Linked DNA regions of Homo sapiens: regions 1 and 2 are each linked to region 3. Evidence: chromatin loops called from intact Hi-C (ENCODE). Cell type or tissue: Panc1. All regions are shown on one strand. Each heading gives the region's core, and the rest is flanking DNA. Links, peaks and the distances in the headings are about the cores only.

Region 1 (8,148 bases), core at 1,930-6,929, 1.6 Mb after region 3:
CAACATCATTATGTACCCCATGAATATGTACAATTATTATGTATCAAATTTAAAAAATAGAAACTTTTTTAAAGTATAAAAAAGATATAAAATAATATAAAGTAATAATTACAATAATGCACTAGTTTCAAAATATGTCAACATAGTATGTATGACAATAACAGCACCAAATTAGGAAGAAGGAAAAGTGCTGTATAGGAGTAACATTCCTATATCTCACTGGAAAGAAGTCATTCAAAATCTGAAGTAAATTTTAGTAAGTTATGATGGCTATGGTAAGCCCTAAGACAATTTTTTTTTATGTAGTGAAAAAAATAATTAAAGGAATTAAAATGTTACACTGGAAAATATTTACTTAATGCAAAAGAAAGCAGTAAATGAAGAACAGATAAACAATAGATGTAAAACACATAGAAAACAAAATTAAAATGACAGTTATAAATACAAATATATGAATAATAATTTCAAATGTGAAAAGATTAAAACATTTAATTAAAATGCAAAGATTGACAGACTAGATTTAAAAAAAAATATTCTACTATATATTATCTACAAGAGTCACATTTAGGATTCAAAGATGCAAATACAGGGAAAGTAAAAAGATACAAAAAAGTATATGATGCAGCAACAATCAAAAGATAGCTGTGATGGCTACACTAATAACATACCAAAGAGACTTGCAAACAGAGAATAATGCTAGAGATAAAGAGAGTAAAGAAAAAGGATTAATCCATTAGAAATATGAAACAATTATAAACATATGTGCACCTCAAAACTGAGCCCAAAAATACATAAAGCAAAAACTGACAGAATTTAAAAATTGATAATTCAACAATCATCAATTGATAACAATTGAGAAATTGATAATTCAATAATAATAGTTGGAAACCTTAATACTCCACTTTTAATAATAGATAGAACATTTAAGCAGAAGATAAATAGGGAAATATGGTCTTTGTTATTACAAAGCTTGCACTTTAACTAAATGTGAAGAAACAGCTGTCTGAATATAACCTGGGTCCTTAATCAAATAATCCAAGTTTCAAAGTTAAGAAAGCCTGAATAAATGTGTTTTTAGAGTTGGTTCTAAACAAAACTGAGGTAATTTTTCTTTCTGCCATAGTTGAATTTGACCAAAGTGTAAACGCTTTATGATGGTCATAAAATATTTCAAATTGTTTTGATGTTTGAAGAGATGCATGCATCTTCCCATGTTGTCTTTGGTCTTTAAAAAAATAACAATAGTGGCCTGGCATGGCTGCTCACGTCTGTAATCCCAGCACTTTGGGAGGCTGAGGTGGGTGGATCATGAGGTCAAGAGATTGAGACCATCCTGGCAAATATGGTGAAACCCTGTCTCTACTAAAAATACAAAAATTAGCTGGGCATGATGGTGCACGCGTGTAGTCCCAGCTACTCGAGCGGCTGAGGCAGGAGAATCGCTTGAACCCAGGAGGCGGAGGTTGCAGTGAGCTGAGATCACACCACTGCACTCCAGCCTGGCAAAAATTAACAAAATTTTAAAAATGGTTTTTAAACAAAATTAAAACAAATAATAGCAACAGAATGAGCTATTCAGGCATATACTGACCACACAAACAATCAATATTACTTTGGGGCAATTTAATTAAATGAGAACCATGCTAACATTTTCTCTCCTAATTATAATTCTTCTATAATGCTTATATAGCATAGTTATTTAAAAATTTAGTGAAAATTGGCCGGGCACAGTGGCTCATGCCTGTAATCCCAGCACTTTAGGAGGCCGAGGCAGGCAGATCGCTTGATGTCAAGAGTTCGAGAACAGCCTGGACAACATGGTGAAACCCTGTCCCTACCAAAAATACAAAAATTAGTTGGGCATAGGGGCGCACACCTGTAATCCCAGCTACTCGGGAGGCTGAGGGAGGAGGATTCGTTGAACCCGGCAGGCAGAGTTTGCAGTGAGCCAAGATTGCGCCATTGCACTCCAGCCTGGGCAACAAGAGCAAAACTCCATCTAAAAAGAAAAAAATAATTTAATGAAAATTATGCACTCTTTTAGTTAAAACACACACACACACACACACACACACACCCCTGAACACGAAATCTTCACATAATTTCAGAGTGAGCAGCAAACACTGAAGCCTACCCTTGGACTTCAGATTAAGAATCTAAAAGTTAAAACCATATAGAAATGAAACAGCTACTATGTATGATGTGAATTACCCTGCACACAAAGTCAGCTTTATAACTGAAGACAAGTGTTCTCAATTTTTATAAACTATACATAATACTTTACCTCTAAAGACAAATTTGGTTTTATTTCAAAATGATATTTTTATATTTACAAAAAAACTTTTCACAATTTTATTATGTAGAGATGAAGAAAAATTGCAGTTTTTCATCTTGAACTGTCAAGGCAGTTACTATCAAACGTATATGTTGGCCGGGCACAGTGGCGCACACCTGTAATCCCAGCACTCTGGGGGGCCAAGGCGGGTGGATCACGAGGTCAAGAGATCAAGACCACCCTGGCCAACATGGTGAAACCCCGTCTCTACTAAAAATACAAAAATTAGCTGGGCATGGTGGCGCACACCTGTAGTCCCAGCTACTCGGGAGGCTGAGGCAGGAGAATCGCTTGAACCCAGGAGGTGGAGGTTGTGGTGAGCCGAGATCATGCCACTGCACACCAGCCTGGTGACAGAGCAAGACTCCATCAAAAAAAAAAAAAAACACATTTGTTGCAAAAAACCCACAAAACTAGTATAATTTGTATACCCAATGATTGGAATATTCATAAATTTATAAAATATATGTGTGTGTACATGTTTGTGTATGTGTGCATATATAAAATACATAAATATATGTATAATATATACATATTATTATATATAATATATAAATATATGTATATATAATATATAAATATATGTATATATAATATATACATATATATATATTTACATATATAAAACCATGCTAGATTAGATGAGGTGGGGAAATAAATGCTGATTAAAACTAGAATTATCTTCTGTCTCTTGGAGCTTAAAATATAGTGATAGAAATAGATATTAATCAAAAGCTTGTTCAAATAATAACTGAATTGAAGAAGCATGATGCTATAAGAAGAACCTATAATGGGGAAACTTGACATAATCTGAGAATTCAAGAACGACATCCTTTTGAAAAGAAAAGTAGCAATTCAGCTGTGATACGAAAAATAGAGAAGCTACATAGGTGAATGGGGAAGGAAAACATATTTCACAAGAAGCAAATTATCATATGAATATTATATGGCTGGAAGAAATATGAAACTGAAATGTTTCCTATATTACATATATTCCCTGCTCTCTCATATACATATGTTCATGTTATACGTATTTCTTCTCTCTTGTGTGTATGAGTATACATATGCACACACATAGATGTATGTGTGTATACATATACATATATGTATACTTATATAAGTATAAAATTTCTAGACTTTAAAAAATACCAGTAAATACTTGGCTTTATCATGATGTAAAGAATTAGATAAGTAGAGCAGCTAGAAATTATCGGATACTTAAGCTAAAAACAGATACATATATATATATATGCACTGCATATATAAGTATAACACTGTATGTATATAACACTGATGTGTTATTAATTATTAGTATCCCTTTTATTCTCAAAAGTGTGTATGTTTAGACAATGAATGGCGTGGCCACCTACACATCTTCTGAGCATGTGGGAACCTTTACAAGCCTGAGTCTTTTATTGCCAAGATTCTTTTTAGCTATGAGTGTTATTGCAATCGTTTTGATAATCAGCAATTTCTGGCTATTTCTCTTTCCTTTTAAATTCAAAAGTGGTTTATTCTTTTGAATACTGTGCTTGCATTCATTGCAAATATGTTCATTGATGGTGATTCTACTGTCTAAAGAGGAGTAAACTACCCTGTCATGTTTTTTCATGTGTTCATACACGCATTTCTTGCATATATTGTCAATTGACATTTCATATATTAAATGACCATCCTCTTATTAACAAACTGGACCTTAGTGATTCATTCAGTGATATCCTGAATCCTATTTATTTATTTATTTTGCCATTTCATACTAAAATGTGAGAAATTACATGGTAACCTTGTGTGTTGTCTCACTGCCACCTGGTGGCAAGAGTGTAGAAAAGGCAGCAAAGCAAAGATGGATGACTGACCAAGTGAAAGTCATTTCCCATAGCGTGCAAATCACATTACCCAGACTTCTTTCAAACACCTCGGGGAAGCATTTTTCATATCTATGTCTTGGCTCTTTCAATAAACTATAGGGAAAGCCCTAAAAATTACAAGAAATGAAATTATCAATGATTAATCAGTATATCGTTAGCGAGGAAAATGTGAAAATAGTGAGATGCTAAAAAGATCTGCTTAATTATCGAAGTATAACTTTGAAATGCTTTAAGAATTTTTTTTAATTTTATGGATAGACTTTCTTTAAAACTGTCATTATCTGTGGCTTTAATCTTGTCAATTAAAGGAAATCAAGCAGACTAATCTTCGAAAATATAATAAATAAATTTTCGCTATCAAATAGATATGACTCATGACCTCACTTCTGGTTTAAGTGATTTTTCAAACTAAAATCTCCAAGACAGAAGTATCTGTTTCTAGCTTAAGTGTCTGGTTTTTATTTCTAGCTACTCTATTTATATAATTCTCTACATCATGATACAGCCAAGTATTTTTCAAAGTCTAGAAATTTTATTGTATCCTCTCAAATAATACGTATTTAAGAAAATAATAATGCTGAATATCACTTTCACTCTTGCTGTTCAAGTTTTTCTAATTCATTATGCATTTAGTGAATGAATCTCATGGAATAACAGTGCTGACTTCTGTCATCTACTTTTTCTATTTGAGGGATTTCTCATTTCAGGCTTCCAGGTATGTCAAAGTTATGCATATGTGTCTATTTAAGTTATCTTATTTAAGTTATTCATATATATTATAATGTATTTCTACACTGGAACTAGTTGAGTCCATGTGTATATATTTAGTATCAAATTAGTGCTTTACATTTATACTAAGTTTCTTCATATGTTATACTGCATCTGGCTCTCAAAAAAATATTGTGAAGAAAGAAGGGAGGAAAACAGGACTAATTATTCCTATCTCATGAATAAGAAAATAAAAACAGAAATTGACTGAAGGAGGAGTAATTGAACCTAAGAATTCTGGTTCCAACACCAGCACTTTTTTCACTACATCACAACAATGGGACAATCCTTTCTTTCTTTTTGAATGTCCACCAAAATCTCACACACTTAAGGGAATTTGGCATACTTCTAAACACACACTCCCAAGGTGGTGTGATAGAGTGAAGAAGCCTCACCTTCAGTTTTACTAGGTGTGTGGCATGGCCTCAGCTGAAAAATTAGAATTATAACACATTTCTCTTCAGTTTCATAAGAAGATTAGAGTTAATTTATGCAAAGCTCCTAGCACAATTCTGGAATATTGTAGATGTTAAAAATAGCTATTATCATTAAAGAGAAAACATGAAGCTAACAAGATTATTGTGGATCATCAGACTTAGGCTGAAGATAGGTCTTCTTTGATAAACTAAACTGGCATTTCAATACCTGAAATGTACTGCTAGATATTACTCCTACATTGTAAGGTTACCCCATAGTTCTGTTTGATGCCTAGCAATGACTATTTTGCTGCCATACTAACACTGACTGGTAAGAATGCATAAATGTTATCAATGATTGCAAAGCTACTTCACTTATCTAGAGCCACATATGGTTAGTTAGTTTGTCCTAACTAACCCTGTCCATGAGGGCCTATCTTATTCCTAGCACTGTGCAAGAGAGGTTTCATAAACAGGGAAATAAAAGCCACAACCATACCAAAATGAATATATCTAGCTAATATAGGAGAAAAGAAATTGCACATACAACAAATAAAAATTCAACCTTACATAATCATATAAATATGGGGTGTGTGTATGTGTGCACATATGTGTGTATGTGTGTGTGTGTTTTAATGAAACAAAGCATAAATGCCCTGATCATACAAGCAAAAAAAATGCTATGTAACCCATATCTCTACAGACAAGTAAAGTGAGTGGGTTTGGCCAGGACTCAGAAGTGAGAAGACACTGCTATGTGCCAAGAGAATCTAACCATTTCAGTGTCTAAGAAAAGCATGTTAGAGAGGACAATAAATGGCCTGGAGAGAAAAACAGGAAGTGTCACCTAGTAACCACTTTACAGTAGCATGATGAGGCCAAAATGTCCTCAAGATAGCAATGCCTTATGCAAAAATATGGGAAAGAGGCTTGGAAGAAAAGGCCGCTATGCTGGGAGACAACGTTTTAGAAGAAAGGTTTCAGAGTAAAAAGAAGCACGTACCTCACAGATGTAAAAGAATCTTATAAAAATAAGTAAAAGTCGTTTTTGAAAATCTAGGCACAGTTTAATATAATGAAAATAAACTATATATTTCTATGCAAATAACAAAATGGTATATATTTTATTCAGTACATTTATAACTCTCATAAACAGATATAACTAACTTTAAGCAAATATATAGAATTTACAAGAAATAATTTTGGAGATGTCTTTTTTTAACAAAATAAATCACTGAGTATTTCCTCTACAAAGAAGATTCCACTTATGCATTTAAGTTATGATTTAATTTTTAAAAGATGATAAACAACTAGGGTTATGGTCTACAGTAAATGGTATAGCATAGTCTTAGGCAGGAAAAGTATAATAAAATAAAACTGTACACTCAGACTGTGGTTTTAAGTATCACAGAAATTCAAGTATTATAATGGATAGTCTATAAGTTAAGCAAGGAAATTGACTTACTAAAAAGAGAATATAATGTATCTCAAGGATAATAGAAAAATGAATAAAGTGAAAAGATTCAGTCTTTAGGAACCTGAGTCATCAAATATTGAATTTTCGAACTATGACTCTTCTATGGTTCCACAATAAAGAGATGGGAGTACTCAGTTCTTACTCAAAATTGATTTTCACAGAAAAACAAACCACCAGAAGATTGAATGGTGATTTCTATAGTCTAGTTATAGTGAACAAAACATTCAGACAGGAAGTGAACAAATCTGTGAGAAAAAAGGACACCTAATTGTAACACCCCAGAACTACTTGAAGAATGACAGAATGTACAACTAAAAATTAACTCATAGAATAGCTGTATGACTGTAATGAATGGTTCATATTTTTAAGGACAAAGCGTGCATGTATGTATGTGTGTGCATTTCTTCTATAACTGTGATTTTCTGCCTTGGCTTCACATTATAATCACGGGTCACTTGAGAAGCTTTTTATAAAGAGAGATGTTTGTGCCTTGTTCTAAAACAATTAATTTGAGTATCTGGAAGTAGGACGTGGCCATTTTTTAAAAGTTCTCCAGATGAAAACATGGTGCAGCCACAATTAACGATCACCAATATTCACAATAATTAACACTAAATCAGCCTATATGTGCCAGGTACTCTTTACGTGATTCATTAATATTCTCTCTTTTAATCCTCATAACAACGCTATTGAGCTAGTATGCTTTATTTCCATTTACAAATGAGCAAACTGACATTTTAGAGAGGTTAAGTAACTTTCTAAAGTTACGGTGATTGGAAAAGAGAAAAAAAGGGATTATCTGATTTTAGGAGCTCGCAGTCTACTTCTATTACCAAATCTACAAATTCATTCAATTATTCTTTCAACTGTTCATTTATTGCACAATCATGTATTGAGTACTTATCATGTAATAGAATTTGGAAATATAGACAAATAGAACGTGGCCTACATCTTTGGGGGAATTCATTCCTAGAATATTCCTAGCTTTTATGCCTGGAATGTAGCTGAGATGACTGGTGTCCTTATGCCTCTCTTGTATATTTTTCCCATCTGTATTTAGCAGCTCTTCAGATTGAAATTTTACAGCAGTTGTACAAAGGAATTTTAAACTGGTGTATGTGCTGCATTCTCTATTTGGACCTTGTAATTCCAAAACTACAGTGGGCTGGCCAATAGCTAATACAAAGTTGGGGTTTAATGCGTTAATTGCCCTTCCAAAAAAAGGATATTTGGTACCTGTCTCTTGGACATATTTGCTAACATTTATATCCACAGTACCTGGCA
Region 2 (8,148 bases), core at 1,003-6,002, 1.3 Mb after region 3:
GAAGTCAAGTTAAATAATTGTGTTCTTTTTAGTAAAGGCAGTTAATGAAATGAATAACCAATGACCACCTATTATTTATTCCTTACATACATCAACTTACATATTAGAAAAGGATCTTTTTCAAAGCACATGAAATATTTTTTAATAAGTAAGATATAAAGATGACTGCCTTTGAAACACTGCTAAAATATGTCAAAATAGTTAAAGAATTTATCAGATAAAAATAGACCATTGAATAGAACAGTAGTGAATAAAGACTAAAATTTAGTTGTGGAGTAAGGAACTGAGAGAGAAAAATATACAGTTATGTGCTGCATAATGACATTTTGGTCAATGATGAACTGCATATATGATGATTGTCCCATAAAATTATAATGGAGCTGAAAAAAATCCTATTACCTACCAAAACTATAGCCTTAGTAAAGTTGTAGTACAATGCATTACTCAATTGTTTGTGTTGATACTGAGGTAAACAAACCTACTGAGCTGACAGTCATTTAAGAGTATAGCAATACAATTATGTACAGTAGATAACACTGATAATAATAATAAACTTTGTTACTGGTTTATGCACTTACTATACTATACTTTTTATTGTTATTTTAGTGTGCACTCCTTCTATTTATATAACAATGGTTAATGGTAGAATAGCCTCATGCAGGTTCTTCAGGAAGTATTCTAGAAGAAGGCATTGTTATCATAAGAGATGAGAGCTCCATGCCTGTTATTTCCCCTGAGGACCTTCCAATGGGACAAGGTATGGGGGTGAAAGACAGTGACATTGATAATTCTACTCCTGTGTAGGCTAATATGTATGTTTTTGCCTTCAACTTTAAGAAGAAAAGTTTTAAAAAGTAAAAAATTTAAAGATTAAAAATTTTTAAATTAGAAAATATTGTTTTGTACAGCTAAACAATGGGTTTGTGTTTTAACCTAAGCATTCCTATAAGGGTTGAAATGTTTTTTAAAAAGATAAAAAATTTACAGACCAAAAAAGTTACAGTAAACTAAGTTTAACTTACTAAAGAAATAATTTTTAAAATAAATTTAGTGTAGCCTAATATAAATGTAGTGTTTATAAAGTCTATAGTAGTGTATACTAATATCCTGTTTCTTCACATTCACTCACCATGACTCACTGACTCATCCAGAGCAACTTCCAGTTCTTTCAGCTCCATTCATAATAAGTACCTTATATAGATATACCACTTTTTATCTTTTATGCAATATTTTCACTGTACTTTTTCTATGTTTAGTTACACAAATGCTGTTGTGTTAAATGGCCTAATCATTATAGTAACCTGCTTTACAGATTTGTAGCCTAGGTATAATAGGCTATATCACACAGCCTAGGTATGTGGTAGACTATAACATCTAGGTTTATATAAGAATACTTTTATGGTATTTGCATGATGATAAAATTGTATGCACTTCCAAGAATGTATTCACATCATTAAGCAATGCATGTTTGCAGTTGCTTCAGACATTTCTTCTGTTTCTTTCTCTTTTTCTTCTTTTTTTGGTATTCCCACTTTGTGCATGTTACGCCTTTTGTTGCCCCACAGTTTGGATATTTCTGTTCCGATTTTTTCATTCTTTTCTCTCTCTCTCTCTCTTTTTTTTTTTTTTTTTTTTCAGTTTTCGGAGTTCTGTTGATATATCCTCAAACCCAGAGATTCTTTTCTCAGTCATGGCCGGTCTACTAATGAACCCATCAAAAGCATTCTTCTTTCTGTTACAATGTTTTTGACCTCTTGCATTTCTTTTTATTCTTTCTTAGAGTTTTCATTCCTGTTTATATTACTCAACTGTTCTTGCAGGTTGTCTACTTATTCCATGAGATCCTTTAGCATATTAGTCACAGTTGTTTTATAACTATGGTCTGATAATTCCAACCTCTCTGCCATAGCTAGGTCTGATTCTGACGGTTGCTCTGCCTTGCTTCAAACTGTGGTTTTTGCCTTTGAGTATGCCTTGTAATTTTTTGTCAAAAGGTAGACAGGATGTATTGGGTAAAAGTAACCCTGGTGAACAGACCTTTAGTGATGTACTGGTAAGGTGTGCAGGGAGGGGAAGCATTTTTTGAGTCTGTCTTTTGGCAAGCCTGTGCCCCTTGGCCACGCATTTCACAAGCGCTCTTAGCTTGTTTTGGTAGCACAGGATTGCTACAGGGGGGCTGGAGTTGGATATTTCTCTTTCACCATGTTAGTTAGCCACAATGTTTGGGCTCTGATAAAATAGTTTCTCCTGAGGCCAGGCCTTATTAAGGAGAACTGAATGCTCTGAGGTGTTTCGAAGTGGTTGTTTTCCCCTTCTCCTTCTAGAAGCCCGAGAGGGTTTTGCTCTGATCTTCACAGTGAGACCTGGTAGAGTTAAAACTCATAAAAGTATGACCTCCCCCACTGTACTAGTCTGTTCTCACATAGCTATAAAGAACTACCTGAGACTGGGTAATTTATGAAGAAAAGAGGTTTAATTGGCTCACTTTTCCACAGGCTATACAGGAAGCATGGCTGCAGAGGCCTCAGGAAACACAATTATGGCAGAAGGCAAAGGAGAAGCAGGCTTGTCTTCACAGGGCCAGAGCAGAAGGAAGATGAGAGATGGGGGGAGGTGAGACACACTTTTAAACTATGAGATCTCATAATAGATAACTCACTCACTATCACAAGAATAGCACCAAATGGGAAATTAGCCCCCATGATCCAATCACTTCCCACCAGGCCCCACCTACAACTTTGGAGATTACCATTTGACATGAGATTTGGGCGGGGACACAGACCCAAACCATATCACCCACCTTCCCATGACCGGGTCCTTCTGGAGCACTTATCTCTCAGGCTCTCTACTTCAGGCTTCCAAAGCAACTTACCAATTACAGTTCAGGTTTTCCTACCCCAGTACTTGTTCTAGGGGAGGATTCTGCTTATGGCCATTAAGTTGTGATTTTCTCTTTGTACTTATCTTGCTAATTTTGGAGGGTAGTAGTTTGTTCTGTAATCAAACTTCTCTGATGGATCTAAAATGAGTTGTTGATTTCTTTAGTCTGTTCAGCTTTTTATATGTTAGGATGCAGTAATGACTTGTAAGCTCCTTATGCACCAGAACAGAACCTGGAAATTCTAAATCTATAAGCTTTATTTTTTTTTCTTACATCTGACTTTGTAATAGAATTTAACTAGTCTCTTGAAATTAGTTGGATATTCCATCATCCTTTTTTGCATCTTCTGTTTGCTGGAACAAGTTTATAAAGAGTGATAAGTAGTAAGTATGCGTTCCTTAAATGTTTGGTAAAAAGTACCTGCAAAATAGTCAGGGTCTGGGGTCTTACGCAATTTTTAAATATTGTTCCAGGTTATATTTCCATATAACTTAATTAAATTATTTGAGATTTTTTTGTTTTTTGTGTGCTCAGCCATCATAAATCATTTTTAGTACCATACAGACACACACACACAGACACACTCACACAAAACCTCTGGGGCTTTGCACTTGTTTTTTCTCTTTTTGGAGTACTCTTCTTTTCATATATTTTGCCAGCTAACTCTTACTATTCATTAATTTTCTTTGATACTTTGCCTGCAATCAATAGCTTCTACCAGATGGTAGTGGTCATATATTATAGAGAACCATGCCTTGCAGAAAGCCTTGACCTCAGTCAGATCAGATTTGTATGCTATATAGAATCCTTCTCTTTTCTCAAGGCTCTTATCACACAATATTGTCATTCCCTGTAGACTCATCAGTATGTTCCACTAGTTCATAATCTCCTTGAAGGCAAGAGTTGTATCACCTCTTGATTCCTAATAGATTGACATATTAAGTCCTTAAAGTATTTGTAAAATAAAACATTCTGTACAACTAACTAGGTTACGGTGTTAAAGGGCAAGTGGTTGTTTTCTCCATACCTTTGCTTGATATTGACATTTGTGAAATTTTAATTGTTCAGTGTACACTTTAAGCAGATAACCACTACCATCTGGTGGCAATTACATGAATTACAGTCAATAACCTCAGAGTATATTTCAAGCAGGTAGTTCTCACTTCGGGGAATGGGAAACCAGACCAGCGGAGAGGTGGGTGACAAATGTGTTTCTCAAGTACTTAAAAGGTCAAAGTTAGCTCACTATTTTCAAAACATTATGGGCATATTCAGTGATAACTCCATAATCACATATTTTATTTGCAAGCACATGGTTCAAATATTCTTTAAAGATATTTTATTAAATAGACATTTATTTTGTTGTATTTTTCAACTGTATTGACTTTTTATCATTATGAAATCTCTTTTTTAATCTCTAGTTATTCTCCTTAAGTTTTACTTTAATATTAATAGAGCTACACTACTTTCTTTCAATTATTTTTTACATGGTATATCTTTTTCTATCAATCATTTTACTTTGAACTGATCTGTATCCTTATATTTGTAGTTTGTGACTATCCCTCTACCTGCTTCACTGGCTCCGTCTTATGTGTCAGGCAGTCTTCTAGAAGTGGTCATACTTATCTTCTCTAAGGCCATTCAAGACTGTTACTTTGCAATGCCAATGGGCCTCCAGTAGATACCTCTTGTCTTCATCAATGGGTGACATCATGCTCTCCTAGTTTAATACTAAGCTGTGACACTCAAGGATGTATATACCTTGGGCAAATGGGATGCTCTTTTTGTTCTGCATGTGGACTCTTGCTTATCCTCCCTGCTTGTGGCCGTGTGGGAAAGGTAACAGCATGGTCAGCATTGAGAGACATCAAATTCTAGGAATGCAGTGACTATAATCTACTGTATCATGAGGACTATGTAGGTGGAAGATGTGTAGTTTATGCTATAAAATTCCAATAGGACACTTAACATGACTAGAAAATAATTGTTCATATTTTCCTGAATACTCTGGGAAATTGTCAGTAATGCTTAGCTATAATTTTTAGAGAGCCACTGAATACTAGCATTCATTTGCAGCATAATGAATGATGTACCATCATAAGTAGTAATGTGACCAGCATTAAGTCAATGGTATTAAGATTTTGCAGAGGCAAGATACTGTTTTAATACAAACAGATTCTAAAAAGCCACAACATTGTGGTTAATAACAATAATGTCCTCTATTTTCTGAAGGTGGAAAATATGAAATTAGCCTGTATGGTCATTTGACAACTCACACAAAATAATTCATGAACCTGAATAGAAGGAGATGGTGTTTGGATACCATAAAAAATAATTGTATGCACTAACTGGAAAATAAATAAATTGATAAGTGCCTAATTTCTGTCCACTATTAAAAACCATCTTTATGATAAGTCTCTATGCCTAATATAAACCCATGAGTATTATAAGGCATTTTAAAATCATGTTGCAGATATAGAAAGGACCCTGTATCAAATATTTGCCTGATGTCCTGCTGACCGTAGAGGTGGCCCTGTTTCTAGGCATCTCTAATTAGATAGCAGGGAATTGTTTAGAAGAAGGATTATAGAGGGGAAATATACCTAATTAATCAAGATATAATTAAATGGAATACATTGGAAATTGTCCTGAGAGTGAGAGCTGTGATGTATACACACACTGATGATCCATAAATTAAAGGGAAGTACAAATTAGAACTTTAGCAAAGGGATAGCTTGAACACAGACCTCTGGTTTCCAGATCTTTTGAGTTTTCTTTCTAGGGTGATGCAATATAACATTCCAGAAAAGGCAAAACTATGAGGATGAAAAATGATCCATAAATTATAGTGCCAATCTACCATATCCAAAAAAATACTCTGGATTAAAAGAAAACTGAAACAGAACAGAGATTTCAAAGTAGATGGTGACCAAAAGAAGATACAAATTTTATAAGCCTTCAATTAGTCTATCTACCTGACTACCTATCCATCTAAAATAACTAAACTTTTGAAATAAACTTTAAGAATTTTTTAGATATTCGAGTCAATATTAAAAAAATATATATTGATAGAAGCCTGAAATAAAAATTTTACATTGTCTCAACAAAACACAACATGGTTGGTTAATGTGAGTGTTGAAATTGATATAATTCATATTAGATAGTATTAAAATGATAAAAAGGAATCAGATCTCTTTTTTGTTAATGTGGAGGAAACAGAGGATATGTTTTAAAATAAGAAAAGCACCCTGTTTTATGGCTGAAACCATGGAGGGTGTCAAAGAGAAGGAGGAGGTTCCTGCTGTGCCAGAAACCCTTAAGAAAAAGCAATGGGATTTCGTAGAGCTGAAGATCAAGCACCTGAGAAAGAATTTTGCCCAAAAGATGCTTCAAAAGGCAAGGAGGAAGCTTATTTGTGAAAAAAGAGAAGCACTATTACAAGGAATATAGACAGATGTACAGCACAGAAATTCGATAGGTAGGATGGCAAGAAAAGGTGGCAACTTCTCGGCCGGGCACAGTGGCTCACACCTGTAATCCCAGCACTTTGGGAGGCCGAGGCGGGCGGATCACGAGGTCAGGAGATCGAGACCATCCTGGCAAACACGGTGAAAGCCCGTCTCTACTAAAAATACAAAAAATTAGCCGGGCGTGGTGGCAGGCGCCTCTAGTCCCAAATACTCGGGAGGCTGAGGCAGGAGAATGGCGTGAACCTGGGAGGCGGAGCTTGCAGTGAGCCGAGATCGCGCCACTGCACTCCAGCCTGGGCAACAGAGCGAGACTCCGTCTAAAAAAAAAAAAAAAAAAAAAGGTGGCAACTTCTATGTACCTGCATGCAGAACCCAAAACGATGTTTGTCATCAGGATCGGAGGTATCAGTGATGTGAGCCCAAAGATCCGAAAGGTGTTGCAGCTTCTTCACCTTCATCAAATCTTCAGTGGAACCTTTATGAAGCTCAACAAGGCTTCGTTTAACATTCTGAGGATTGTAGGACCATATATTACATGGGGGTACCCAAATCTGAAGTCAGTAAATGAACTTATCTACAAGGATGGTTATTGCAAAATCAATAAGAAGCAAATTGCTTTGACAGGTAACACTGATTGCTCGATCTCTTGGCATCATCTTCATGGAGGATCTGATTCATGAGATCTATACTGTTGGAAAATGCTTTAAGAAGCAGACAACTTCCTGTGGCCCTTCAAATTATCCTCTCCATGAGGTGGAATGAAAAAAAAAAAAAAGACAGCTTATTTAGTAGAAAGTGATGATCCTGGCAACAGGGAGGAACAGATCAACAGGCTTATCAGAAGAATGAACTAAGGTGTCTACCACGATTATTTTTCTAATCTGGTGAGTTAATAAAACAGTACCTGCTCTCAGATTGAAAAAAAAAAAAGCAAGTGAGAAAAAAATGATCCATTTTTGTTAAAACAAACAAACAAACCAAAATTCTGTATATGTATATACACTTATACGATTTTGTGTGGGCATAGGCTAAGAGAAAATACAAAGGCTACTAACATTGGTTTAATTATGTTTGTATGGAAAGAGGAAAGTAATTAGGGAGAGCTAATAAATTGGTTATATTTCTTTGCATTATTTCTCTCATTACAGTGGTTGTGTAATATTGAATTAACATTTCAATGAGAAAAGTGTTAATTAACAAATGGGTATTTATTACTGTAGAACAGCATTCTAAATCATTTGTTGGCATCTGCAAGGTACTGTGTTAGAGTGGAGACTTGCAGGCATACATGAAATCTGTCCTCAAGAAGCTGCCAATTATTTTTCTACTTCTGTTAAGTCAGACTAGGTTGACATAGATAGGCCAATCGTCTAGACATATTTAGGTTTAGGAAAGTTTTAAACATCAAGGACTAAAGGAAAACACACTGAGGTGAGCCCAACATTTATTGCATTTTTTCCTCTTGAGGCATTTGCCAATTAACATGTAGTATCTGGTAGACTGGAAAGGTGGTAAGCAAATGGCAGCTTAACGCCTGAGAAATTGGGCAGAGCTTCTGGCCATTTTATGAGGGTGATGGGACAAAATAATTGTTCAAAGTGAACAAGGAGGAGGATTTTGGGCAAATACCTCAGGCTCTCAGTTAAAAACCTTGGGCCGAGCACGGTGGCTCATGCCTGTAATCCCAACACTTTGGGAGGCCGAGGCGGGCAGATCATCAGGTCAGGAGACTAAGACCATCTTGGCTAATACATGATGAAACCCCGTCTCTACTAAAAATACAAAAAAATTAGCCAG
Region 3 (8,148 bases), core at 2,183-7,182:
CTCTTATCTTTCAATTCATATGTATATAAAAATAATAATGAATTTTATTATATTAATCCTTTCCTAAACTCCTCCAAATTTCTTTTAGAGTCCAAAATTATTAGGATGAACATGTTAATAGCAGCCAAATATTTGGAGGCAATTATTTAATGTCCTCTTAATCATAGGAAAAATGGTTATAAATGAAGTTCTTCCTATTCTCATCACTGTCAGCATACATGTATGGTATTACCCTTGTCTTTTTCCATTGAAGGTGATGCTGCTATTGATCTAGATGTGGATAACAGTTTAGTGTAGCTTTCCTTGTTCAGTGCCAGGTAAAGGAAGAGATACTCCTTGAGTGAGTTTGGTTGGGAATAGCAGTTGGAGGATGCAGGTGCCTGTGTGGTAAAGAACCATCCTGTCTAGCACTTGTCCTAATCAGATACAGTAGTATGTGAGAATTACATCTTTAATATTATTAATTTACATGAAGGAAACTTAGAATCTGTTTTGGGAAGTAGTTGTGTTGACTTTGGTGTCTCTATAAAATCTCACTTTTCCAGATTATTTGGGAAGAATCAGGGGCCTAAAAGATGCCAGTACTCTTTACCAGCCTTTGTTGCTTTTCATCCGGGGACTATTTTCAGCGATTAACATATAAGTTTTTAGTATATATTGTAGTATAAAACTTTAGTTATATTTTTAAAGGAACAATATTATTTTCTTTCTTTTCCTAACTTTTCCAGGTATACATTTTGAGAAAGGAAATGAGAAAAAAAATTCTCAAACCATAATGAACATCTTAGCTATATAAAGGATGTAACAGCCACCCCATCAGCCTTTGAAGTGAGAATCAATCAGCAGCAGACATTTCAGGAAGCCAAATATATTTGGTCCTTTTTAGGGAAAACAAAGGATTCATTTAAAGGAGCATTTATCAATATTGCCCTGGCTGGAGTGAGGGGACGGAGGGTTGGGGAAGGCGAGTCTACTCAAGCTCTTTTTATGCTTCACTTTTGACCTGAGGATAGACATTCTAAACTGCAATTCCTCCACTGTATTTCCCACTCTATGGAACATAAAAGAACCCTACAACAGACATATCTGTTACTGCTTTTACCATAAGCTGCCTGTGTGACTTTGGTCAAGTCACTGGTATCCTGCAGTGTAAAATGAGGGTGATGGTTGTATAATCTAGAAACCATTACATTTCTGATGTCTGTAGCTTTGTATAAAGCAAATGAGAGAAAAATATCTGAAGAAATTGTGTGCCCTTTTGCTAATGATGGCACTGTAAGTTTATCTAAATCCTTCAAATGGGATGATACTGGTTGTCACCTAGCCAAACTTCCTGAAAAACCATTTTATGTGCAGCCTCACTAAGAATTAGTAGATGTGATCTCAAAGTATGGGCTGGATAATCCAGGGTATACCCAGACCTATTTTTTTTCTTAAAAAGAAAGAAAGTCATGCCATTAAAATCATGGACCCCTTTTTTAGGGCCTTCTCTGTTCATCTCCTAAGAAGGAAGAGCTAGAAAAGGGGAGAAGTGTTGGAGAAATATAACCAATTCTGAATGTTATCAACATTGCTTTTCTATGTGAAAGAAATTGATCTGAAAATGACCTTTTGAGTTTGTCAGACTCTGCTTTACTTCCATTTTTTTGTCCACCAATGGTAAACTATTAATTTTCTATCTACCACCTGCCATTCAGTAGAAGACATTTGCTATAGTCCTGTGTTTTCCGTTAATCTAGTTAATGTAGCAAATGAAAACGTTCCTTATTTGTAGTGTCGTCTTCTTATGTATGTCAAGTAAATAGGGAACACAGGATCTTGTTTTATTTCCTGGCCTGCTATACTAGAGGGAGAAAAATAGGACAGCTGATTATTTTTTTCTTAATATAATGGTATTTTTATGTTGCCAGGGAGTTGAGATTACAGAACCTACCTTGGCATGTAAACGGAGAGATATTATAAGGATAAAGCTATTATGATTGAGGAAGCTTACTCTGTGGTTTGGGCAGGTGGATGCTTTTCATTAATGTCAGCAAAGCACAAGTATATCTGACTGGTCTACAGACCTGCACAGAAGATCACGGGGTGAGAAGGGCAAACTAAGGTGTGACAGCAAATAGAGATTACAGAGACAGCATCTGTGTGGAAAGAGCAGCTGTCAGTTATAAAGGCTCCTGTAACAAATGAAAGATTGCATGCCAGATCTTTAGAAATATAGATGAACCATAATAAGATTGTAGGCCACTACAGCATAGTTTGAAGAGAAAATTACAAATGCTAATAAAGTGGGATATGTTGAAGCAGTGATAAAGGAGTCCTATAGTTATCTGTGGATAAGGTTTTGTTTGAAGCCTACATTTGACTATAGTCTATGCAACCAAGCCAGGTATAGCTGAATCTACATAAAGAGAGATAAAATGCTTTTAAGCCAGGGGGCCCCAGATGCAGGCTGGCTAGTAGTTTACTATTATAACACCACTTTGGGTTTTGCTCTTCTATTAATTAGTAGAAAATAACTGTTATTTTCCATGGGTGTTTTAAAATTTTTCTTTTGGAGAATTTTAATTCCTTCTTGATGTTGTATGAACTTATGAACTGAGTGGGATTCTTGACTAGAGATTTTGACAATGGTCTTTCTTAGGATTCATGACTTGTTGTGGGGTGGCATATTTGTTAAAAGATGGTTGTAAAGTAGAGCCCCAAACAAACAAAAAAGAAAAAGAAGATCGGGTTTTGCATATTTTACTTTCAACTCAAAGAATATAAATACAAGAAGTAGTTAGCAAAAACAATGACTTTATCATTTGTTTAAACTAAGTTTCTTTAAAGTTGCCTTCTATCAGTTCTTATTCAGGCTTATTTTTGCAGCCCTCATGTGGCCAAGTGTATTCTCACAAGATGAAAATGTATTCATATGTTAAATCATGGAAATTTTAAGGTTATGGAATTATCAGGATTATTCTTTCACTAAATTTTATTTTCTAAGTAAGATGAAAGTTGATGTGATAAACTTTTAAAATACATATTCTAGTTTGCTCCATTATAAAACTCATTAAAAATAATGAGTATTATTTCTCAAGAGATATATGTCAATCTAAGTTATAACTTTTGGGTATCTTGAATCTTAAAAACTAGTTGCTTCATAAGTAGATGGATTTGACATTTAATTGATGACTGACGGATCTCAAAGCTTAATGGAGACATCAATTCAGAAACAATGTATCTTTTTAACCAGAGGAAGAGCTATTCCTTTCTAAATGGAAGTTTTCCCATTTTACTAGAGAACGTGAAAAGATAAGTTTGTTTTAGAAGAAAGACATACTTTAAAAGCTTTTAATCTGTTTATTCAACTCTTCAATTACCTTAACAAATTACTATTTAGCTTTTTTAACAAAAATATTTTTAGCACCTTTATATCTTGAATATGTATTTTCACTTTAAATATTCTGCTAGCCCCTTCAGGCACCACCTTCTAGAATGGAAATGTACTGCCAGAAAAACACTGAGAGAAAAACACTGAAATTGAAAAACACTTTCAATTTATTTGAAAGATAACTTTCAAAGAAATTTTCATAACTCAAATGTGTTTCTTTTTTCCAGAGAAGTATATCAGAGAATTCCCTGGTAGCAATGGACTTCTCAGGCCAGAAAAGCAGAGTTATAGAAAATCCCACTGAAGCCCTTTCAGTTGCGGTTGAAGAAGGACTCGCTTGGAGGGTACAAGTAGCTTCACATGCTTCAAAATATTTATGATTTCAGTTTGTTTCACCTAAAAACTTGAGATTTGTTTTCTCCTTCCTTGCTCAGAAAAAAGGATGTTTACGCCTGGGCACTCACGGTAGCCCCACTGCCTCTTCACAGAGCTCTGCCACAAACATGGGTATGTCTGTTCATAGTCATTGCCACTGAGTAGACGGATAGACATGGAAAGGACATGTAATGAAATTGCAGTCATCTCAAACAAAGCTTTGCATTCATCCATCCTATTTCTTTAGCTATCCACCGGTCCCAGCCATGGTTTCACCACAAAATTTCTAGAGATGAGGCTCAGCGATTGATTATTCAGCAAGGACTTGTGGATGGGTAAGTTTGGTATTTTTAATTTTGAGTACTTGTGAATTGGATTTCTCCTATAAGCAGAAATTATTTATTCCATAGCCACAAAGAGTTCTTGATTTGGGCTTATCATAAAACAGAAGTGACATTGTTCTATAAATGAGGTCATCACTGTATTCTAACAGTATCTATATTATACCTGGTACATAGTGTGTGTCTGGTATTTGTATATAAATGGACAAATAACGGAATAGAGTATCTTGTTCTTAACCAGTGATCACTAATATTACCCATTATGTCCTGATTCTAGCATCTCAGATATCAATTGATGGGGGAAAATGAACTTCTTTTTAAGTGTCAATATTTTGATTTGAACATATGATTTCGAAGTATGGTTTATATTATGACATTATGTCAAATGTATTTTTTTAGGTATGATGCAACATGTATTAAGTAAAAAGCTGTTTCTTAAGTGTTTTGAACACTTATTTTTTTGTGTGTTTACATCCCTATTGTCCTTTCTCTAAATTTTAACATCTTAAAGTAATATAGATCCGTGAAAAGAGTACCTTTCAACTGTTTCTCATGTTGTCTTTTAGTGGGGTACCATGGAATACAAAAGAGAAATATAAAATGTATTATGAAAGATTTATAATGTGAAGAATTTTATTTTTCTCAAATTACTCAGTGTTTCAGATACTTTCTATAATACTGGCTGAATTCCCTTTCCAAATGCAGTACAAATGAGGGAGGTTGTATTGTGGTTTAGATGAGTAATGAAATCATTATCAATTTAAACAAGTGGTGATGGGATCTTTTATCTTCAAAAGTTGGCTAATCATGTCATTATCATGACAAGATTTCAAGGTGATTTAATACTGAAATTTGGATAACAATGCTTCTTCACATGGAAGATTATTAATAGGAAGTCAGCATTTCCCCAGACTGTAAATAAGATATTTTAATACGTTTCTTTGCATGGAATGCAGTCTTTTTGGAAATAAATTTGAACAATCAGTAGAATTACAATCTGATGAAACCAAGAAAATAAATGAGTCACAAAGAATTATTAAAATGTTTTGAAAGATTGTAATTTTCTTTATTTCTGAGCCCAGTATTTATAAAGTGAATGAAATGATCGTATAAAAAAAGATACTATCTTATTTTTAGTATTTTTGGTATTCTTTTGGAGAGATGTGATGGTGCCAAGTGATCCACTAGGTGGTAGTGGTGATCTACTTGGGAATGGGAAAAGAATTACAGCTTGATTTACCAGTGAAACGCCCTTTTGTCCCATTTCCCAGTGATGTAATGTCGGAATCTCACACAGCACAAATGAAATGGATAAACTCGTCAGACATCTGTGATGCTTTAAATTTGGCTGCCTCTTTGCCCAGGCACAGTGAGATTCATATTGGATTCACCAGTGGGGATCATTTACACGGTGTATTTACCAGCAGTTAATACAAAACTGGTTTTGCATTGCACTGCCAGTGAATAAGAATCCACTTCTGGCAGCATTTTTCTCTTAGGCTGTTAGAGGCCATGTCTTGTTTTTCTAGCCTGACATTATAGAGGCTTTTCTGCTGCATTCTTCAAGGTTAAAGTATGTGTTTTTTGGATGATTTTTTTTACTTAAAGCATTTTGCTTAAATATTTAATAAATAATTTCAAGATTTTTTTAAAACAATATATTGATTTCTTTCTTGCTATTGTGTATGAACAGTTGAAACCAGAATCAAAAGAAAGGGTATCCAGTATAGAAGAGGGGGTTATAATAAAATAAAATTTCAGGCCAGGCGTGGTGGCTCATGCCTGTAATCTCAGCACTATGGGAGGCCGAGGCAGGCGGATCACTTGAGGTCTGGAGTTCGAAACCAGCCCAGCCAATATGGTGAAACCCTGTCTCTGCTAAAAATGCAAAAATTAGCTGGGCTTGGTGGCATGTGCCTGTAGTCCCAATTACCTGGGAGGCTGAGGTGGGAGAATTGCTTGAACCCTGGAGGCGGAGATTGCAGTGAGCCGAGAGCACTCCAGCCTGGGTGACAGAGCGAGACCCTGTTTCAAAAGAAAAAAAAAAATTCATTCTAAATTCTTACCTTCTTTCAAAACTTAACATGACCCAGAAGGTAAAATAACAGTATGAAAATGCCTTAATCTTTAGGCAAAACAGTTACATGTGAATACCCAGTTTCCCAGTGCAAAGAGAACGTAGCACCAATTGTTGATGCAGACATAACAGTGTATTGTTTATTGTGATCAAACAAACAATCTGACTAATGGGTTGTGTATTTAGCCTATTAAAATTACAGTAGCAGTGATGACAGCTTTATAGTGCAGATTATATTATACCATATTGATTGCCAAGTTGGATAATCCCACCCATTGAATACATAGTAAAGGAGTCCCCAGCTACATTTATGCATACACTTCTTGGATTTATTAATGCTATAGTTCTATGAAATCCATGAGTAAATATAGAAACATTGAAATTCCTTCTCTCTCTTTAGAGTTTTCTTGGTACGGGATAGTCAGAGTAACCCCAAAACTTTCGTACTGTCAATGAGTCATGGACAAAAAATAAAGCACTTTCAAATTATACCAGTAAGTAATTCGTGATTTCACATTTGTGTATTAGAAATGACCTTAATGCATAAGCTTTTGATCTTAATGCATAAGCTTTTGGAAACTTTGGTTTTCTTTTGGTCTTTTTATTAAATATAATTTGGCAGCTTGTGCTTTGACTAGAGTTAACTTTGGCAGAAATGATTTTATGAGCCTGAATTAATATAAGAAATACAGGAATTGTAAAAATTAAATTTTCCTTTTTCTATGAAATATGATTTAGCAATATTGTATAGACCCCATGCCACCTATTGTTAAAAGGGCACTAAAGCTTCTTTCTCCTGAATTCCACTAACGGCTCTTTAGAAAACATTACTTTAAAGCCTTTTCTCCTCTCTTCTCTCAAAAATGTTTTTTTTGTTTTGTTTTGTTTTTAATGGCTATGGCTAGAAACAGAGATTCTATGGAACTGGTGAAGACTTCTGAACACATTTTTAAAAGTTCTGTGATTCGGCTTCTCTGTGACACACAACTTGCTTTGGGATTTCTGTTGCCTCTTCTGCTGTGTGTCTGTGTGGGTGTGCATGTATGTATGTGATGTGTATAGTATATTGGAACTGAATGGTGGGGAGTGAAGATTCAGTCTTTTTGGAAAGGTATTCCATAGTATTGCTAAATTACTAGTGCGTCCTTTTGAATTGCCTCTTTTTGGAGTTATCCAAAGGCTATATAAAATATCCTCCCTACTTCTTTTATTTTGTGATCAATGTCCCCAGCAAATACGAATTGTTTAGTACCAGAAGACTTCACTGATTTAAAAAAAAGAAAACTGACAGAATGACATTCCATTAGCATAATATGTGATTACTTCAGAATAAATCTCATAAAATTATGTAAATATTCATTTTTGTGGCTAAGTAGACAACATTTAGAAAAGGAAATTAATTTCTCAAGTGGGAGCATTAAAATCTTCATTTACTTTTACTCTGAATATTGTAGATTTCTTTCATTGATTCAAAATATTCATACTGTCTTTACTAACAGAATGCTGGGAGAATTAGAACTAGATGAAGTAGAGTAGCAGTGCTTCTCAGGGATCAGCTGATATTTCTTTTAAATGCAAGTGATGTTAAAAAAAACAAGTAGATATGCCGTAACATTCTTTTCACTGTCTTTTAGTTTTATAAACTTGGCAGTTTTGGCATGTGGAGATAGTTTGCAATCGAATATGATTGTCCTTCTGTGTAATTTATCCTCTTTACTTATTTGTTGCTTTTCTTTTTGCAGGTAGAAGATGACGGTGAAATGTTCCACACACTGGATGATGGCCACACAAGATTTACAGATCTAATACAGCTGGTGGAGTTCTATCAACTCAATAAGGGCGTTCTTCCTTGCAAGTTGAAACATTATTGTGCTAGGATTGCTCTCTAGACAAGCCAGAAGTGACTTATTAAACTATTGAAGGAAAAGGACTCAAGAAAAATAATAAAAGACCATAAATAAGGGCGAAAACATTACCATGTG

The links. Hi-C counts contacts between places; a loop is a spot of excess contacts. Peaks named below come from ENCODE experiments on the same cell type or tissue, not always from the same donor. Only the 100,000 strongest peaks of a DNase experiment are listed, where the experiment ranks them.
Region 1: a loop joins it to region 3, with 3 times the contacts of the local background. A loop is called at or near these places in 5 of 110 quality-filtered maps.
Region 2: a loop joins it to region 3, with 3 times the contacts of the local background. A loop is called at or near these places in 9 of 110 quality-filtered maps.

Annotation. Positions count from the first base shown.
Region 1 is chr2:162,886,892-162,895,039 of GRCh38, reverse strand. No RefSeq gene overlaps it. Among named protein-coding and RNA genes, the nearest start is that of KCNH7, 52 kb to the right of the region's middle. In Panc1, for the core only: CTCF peaks have their summits at 3,917 and 4,147 (motif pointing left); a DNase peak (open chromatin) is centred at 4,139.
Region 2 is chr2:163,151,308-163,159,455 of GRCh38, reverse strand. It overlaps the pseudogene RPL7P61. Among named protein-coding and RNA genes, the nearest start is that of KCNH7, 320 kb to the right of the region's middle. In Panc1, for the core only: CTCF peaks have their summits at 3,799 and 4,007 (motif pointing left); no DNase peak of the experiment used is centred there.
Region 3 is chr2:164,492,943-164,501,090 of GRCh38, reverse strand. GRB14 (growth factor receptor bound protein 14) reads left to right here. Exons shown (of 14, transcript NM_004490.3): 10 at 3,601-3,717; 11 at 3,808-3,880; 12 at 3,996-4,083; 13 at 6,567-6,660; 14 at 7,909-8,148. The coding sequence ends at 8,055. Among named protein-coding and RNA genes, the nearest start is that of GRB14, 120 kb to the left of the region's middle. In Panc1, for the core only: CTCF peaks have their summits at 5,069 and 5,293 (motif pointing right); a DNase peak (open chromatin) is centred at 5,340; H3K27ac peaks cover 262 bases.